2 separate regions of the Homo sapiens genome follow, and region 2 is linked to region 1. A link is a loop called in an ENCODE intact Hi-C map of the cell type or tissue named here. Cell type or tissue: heart left ventricle. All regions are shown on one strand.

What was found. Peaks named below come from ENCODE experiments on the same cell type or tissue, not always from the same donor. Only the 100,000 strongest peaks of a DNase experiment are listed, where the experiment ranks them.
Region 2: it touches region 1 in a loop (2.7-fold over the local background); 4 of 110 quality-filtered maps call a loop at or near these places.

Annotation. Positions count from the first base shown.
Region 1 is chr1:112,335,593-112,338,092 of GRCh38, forward strand. All of the region lies in intron 1 of LINC02884 (long intergenic non-protein coding RNA 2884), which reads right to left. Among named protein-coding and RNA genes, the nearest start is that of LINC02884, 24 kb to the right of the region's middle. In heart left ventricle, a CTCF peak has its summit at 1,563; a DNase peak (open chromatin) is centred at 1,549; H3K4me3 peaks cover 394 bases.
Region 2 is chr1:112,054,001-112,056,500 of GRCh38, forward strand. No RefSeq gene overlaps it. Among named protein-coding and RNA genes, the nearest start is that of LINC01750, 65 kb to the left of the region's middle. RefSeq lists a silencer at 2,473-2,500. In heart left ventricle, no CTCF peak of the experiment used is centred here; no DNase peak of the experiment used is centred here; H3K27ac peaks cover 818 bases.

The DNA.
Region 1 (2,500 bases):
AGTACTGCACTGTCTTTGCTATAAAACCATTAGATGAGTATTTTTCCACAGAGCAGGAAACTATGGCTTGACTCACCCAAGACACCACTGTTAGTAAATGGACTTGAACCCAAGTCTTGAACCCAAATCTTCTAGCTCTGATGCATTCTTTAATTCATGCAGAATTTCTCCCTCCTGTGGGTACATGTTGCTGAGCAAGTTACTGAGTCTTAAGAATGACCAGGCCCTGCCATGTCATCTCCTTTTCTCTTTACCTCCAGGCATTTGAATAGCCAAAGAGAAACATCACTAAATACCTCCCTTCCACTCGCTCCCAAACAACCCTTCCTTCTCCTGCATTATAGGAGTGGGATCCAGCCCTCTCCTACTGACATAGCCATGAAAATAAAGATGCTTGAGCACATCTACATCTTTGATCCTGTACTCATCCTTGGCTTAGAAGAGCTCACAGTCTAATGAGATAGACAGAAATGTTAGAAAAGCTGTAACTAGTCTTGATTAGACAATAACAGAGGCCTTGGCTTAGAAGAGCTCACAGTCTAATGAGATAGATGGAAATGTTAGAAAAGCTGTAACTAGTCTTGATTAGACAATAACAGAGGCCTCTACAGTGTTGTACAGGAACACTCTGAGCAAGAAATTGATTTATTTAGAGAGTCAGAGAAAGTTACAGAGAACAGGTAATGTTTGTCCTGGGCCATGAGTCGGGAATAGCCTAACAGACAAGACAGGTGAGGCACCAGAGCCCAGGGAAGAGCATTTGCACAGAAACAAACAGGGGAAAGGAGATGTTCAGGTAAGTCCTTGACAAGGAGAATCCCGGAAGGCTCCATCCAAGGCCCCTTCTTACCTCCTGGTTCTTTTGGAAGCCTGGGAAGATGGGAGACCTTGAAGAAGGTCATAGTCTGGACAGATTCCCAAGGTATTATGATACAAAACCAAAGGATAATATCTCCACGTGGGGCCCAACACCTGCAGTAAAGTTAGCTGTCACTTACACAACACTAATATTTAGAGGCACTTTTACACATTATCTTATTTCACTCCTTTGTTTGCAGAAAAGGAAAGCAAATCTTAGAGAAGTTAAGTTACTTGGCTAGGAGGCCACAGGACTTAGAACTCAACCCCAGATCCTGGACTCTAAAACCCAGGGATTTTCCACTGGGACTTTTGTCCATAGGACAGGAAGGGGTACTATAGGGAGGGCAACCACAGGGGACTTTTCAGGGTCCCCGTCAGGGTCCTTCCTAAAATGGATAGCTTATTTCAATTCTTTTTCCTTCCCTCCTCACACATGGTGTCAAGAGCTAATCCTGAGAATCTGCTTCTAGAGAGATTTCCTCGTCTATCTCCCCGACCTAAGGAATAAACAGATCTCCTCTGATCCCAGAGAGCCCTAGCTTTCCCATTCCCAGGTCATCTACAGTTCCTCTGCCTTATCCTGATCATTCTTCCAGAAAGCCACCAGAAAACAGAAGAACAAGAACAGAAGCAGAACCCGACACGGAAGACAGCTCCGTCTTCCCCACGGTCTGTGAACCTCACAGGCCCCCTTGTGGCCTCCACAGAAGAGCACCGGACCAGAAACAACTTTCCCTGCAGTGCCAACTCCACTTTCTCCCACCCCAGTGCCGAGGGCCCCTCCATGTCTCTTTCTCCTAATCCTGCTGTTCTTTATTTTCTTTCAAATCAGAATTGGATCAAGAGAGCAAAGACCGATGATGCTGTTTTTGATGAGGTTCTCTGACCTCTCTGGAAGGTGACCAGGAAGGAAGTATCCCTTCTGAAGTTGATCGGGGTTCCTCTCTTCCTCTGCCAGAGAACAGCCGCTAGGGGAGAACATTGGTGTTCACGAGAACCTGGCGCTCCTCCCACGGAACCTGAGGGCTGGGCACGGTGGGAACTGCTAAATACAGCTAGAGGCACAGATTCTCCCAGGAGTAAGCAAATGTTCCAGGGTAGAGGCTACTTTCTTTCTCTCTCTCTCTTTTTTTTTCTTTTTTCTTTTTTTTTTTTTTTTTTTTTTTTGAGATGGAGTCTTGCTCTGTCACCCAGGCTGGAGTGCAGTGGTGCAATCTCGGCTCACTGCAACCTCCGCCTCCCGAGTTCAAGCGATTCTCCTGCCTCAGCCTCCCGAATAGCTGGGATTACAGGCATGCACCACCACATCCAGCTAATTTTTGTATTTTTAATAGAGACAGAATTCACCATGTTGGCCAGGCTGGTCTCGAACTACCGACCTCAGGCCATCCACCTGCCTCGGCCGCCCAAAGTGCTGGGATTATAGGCATGAGCCACTGTGCCCAGCCGAGGCTACTTTCTATCTTTGTTCACATATAGGAGCAGCCAGATGTTCCAAATCAAAAAAGGGGATATAGTCTACTCAAGGGAATTTTTTTCTCATTTATTATATTTGTTTATATGCAAATCCCTATAAAGGTATACAAATTAAATCACATGAAGTTATCTGTTAATTGAATCACATTTACTCAAAAGAATA
Region 2 (2,500 bases), 280 kb before region 1:
TACAAATGTGTGTATGTGTGTTCATATATACATACATGTGTTTCCTAGCTCTGTCTGCTGCACAGGCCTAGAAGCAATGAAATCACAACACAAAGGGCACACCGCATGTTCCGATCATGGTCGTTCAGTACCATCCACCACTGAAAGGAACTAGTACCTTTTAGAGAAACAATTGATTCCAGGCTGGGATGGGATAAGTACAGGATGATTCTGGAGTATCTTTTGTGCTAGAAAGCAAAAATGCTGAAGGAGTGATCGGGACACATCAAAAGGACACAGGAGCTACCTTGAAGGGGTTCTCGCCGGCTAAATCTGGGATAATTTGAGCATCAAAACGTCCCTATTGAACAAAATAGGACTCCATAAGTCCACACTGATAGAATAAATAGATAAATGAGAAGAAAAAGCTTTTTAAAGTAGAATGTCAAATAAATGAGTATGAAATCATGGAAATAAAATATTACCATTTGGCAACCACCAGAGTGATAGTTGATCAGTCATCGATGGAGGCCAAGGCTGGTGGGTAGAGGTTAGATGAGGAATACGATATTGGCGCTATATGTAATACTAACAAATTATAAAAGGAAAGTGGTGACTTTAAGATGGAAAACTTAATGACATGACTAGGGAGTCAACTGATGTTGAAACAGGTCAACATCCTGTGCTCCCAGGGTGACACACTGAGAGGAGCATGGTGTCACTTCTGCAGTATTCCTGCCAGGAAATCCTGCCTGACTCTGCCAAGATGAAACATGAGACTGCCTATGCTAAGAGACATCCTAGAGAATGTAAGACCTGTCCTCTTGAAAGTGGCTGAGGACATGAAAGAACTCTTCCAGATGGAGGAAACTAAAGAGACATGAAAACCACATGCAACACATGCTCCTTGACAGCATCCTGGACCCAAAAAGAAAGAGCCATTGCTGAATAGAGTCTGAGGATTGAGTGGTGGTATTGTACCAATGTTGACTTTCTGATTGGTGGGGTTGTGTGGTGGTTATGTGGAGAAGGTCCTTGTTTGGAGGAAACACACATTGGGGTATTTAGGAGTGATAGGACATCATGTCTACAGCTGTTTCAAATGGTTTAGAAAATGACTGGTGGTAATGGGTATAGATAAACACAGGTAAATAAATCAGCACACACACATGCATAAAGAAAATGCAGAGAGCTAATAACAATGAGGGAATCTGGGTGATGGGATATGGCACTGTACCTACATACTTACAACTTTGCAGTAAGTTAGAAGTTATTTCAAAATAAATTTATTTTTTTAATGCAGGGAGAAAGGAGTAACCTAATCATCTTTCTTCCCCAAGGAGATTTCAATTCCTTGAGAAAAAGTCTGTCTTTTACTCCCGCTGATTTCCTGGCATACAGAGAATCCTTGACATAGACTTGCTGCAGGCAGGCCAAGGCAAAAATTCAGTGCTCACCCTTGCAGAGTTCTGGCTCTCCCACTGCAAGTTTTCATGGGTTGAGTTAGATGTCACATAATTGATCAATGAGGGATTACAATTTGCTTTCACAGGCCACTATTGGTTTTACCTCAATTGCCCTCAGGAGCAACATGACTAGTGACATCTTAAGTGAGGGAAGAAATTGGTGGTGAATGGTGCAGAATCGTAGAGCTGTTCTGCCTCAGTGGCTAGCCAGTTCATGGCCTGGCAAGCATCTGCTGACCATCTGTGGCTGGGAGCCAGGCTGCCATTTCCTTTGATGGTCTAGATAGAATCTTGTTGACTTGGGTCTGGATGTATGTTTTGTTCAGGATTCAGTGACATTTAAGTTTGAAGTTGTCAGTTTTGATCAGTGTGTACCTTTGGCTTTCAATAACAAAATACACACATAAAGCTATACAAGCACCTTTATTATTGAAATTTCTGCAGAAATAATTCTGTTCTATAAGTCTGAAATTCTCTAGATTCTCATCCCTTTTGTTCCGCAGAAGTAATTGTTTATGTGACACAATTTTTTGATGTTTCTTTTCTAAAGACTGTGGCACTAGGCTAGAACATTCCAGAATTGCAGATTCTCAGAGTCGAAAGGGGACTTACAGGTTGTCAGTGCAGTGTCTGATCTAGAATGTAGACTGACTTCCACGCCATGGACCCGAGGGTTACAGAGCCACAGGTGCCACTTTCCCCAGAAGGAATGGAGCATGAGCCAGCAAAAAGTTGTCTTTCTCAGCTATAACCAGAGTTACAAAGCACTGATCCTCCCAAATCTCCAAACCCATGCAGAAATTCTACCAACACAGCCTATGGGGTCCCAGCTTCTGCATAAACCCCCTAGTGATGGGGATCTCTGTGTCTCCCAAAAATCTCCTGCTGAGGCTCTCGAATCTACTACTCGGCTGAGGTCTTGGTGTTTGCTCCTTCTCTCCCCTCCTCACCCTTATACTTTGCTCCGTCCTCCACTTCTCAGCATACCCACCCTGGGCAGGCCAGATCTGGAGACACATTTTCCCTCAGCTGCCCTGCAAAGGGTGCTGTGGCTG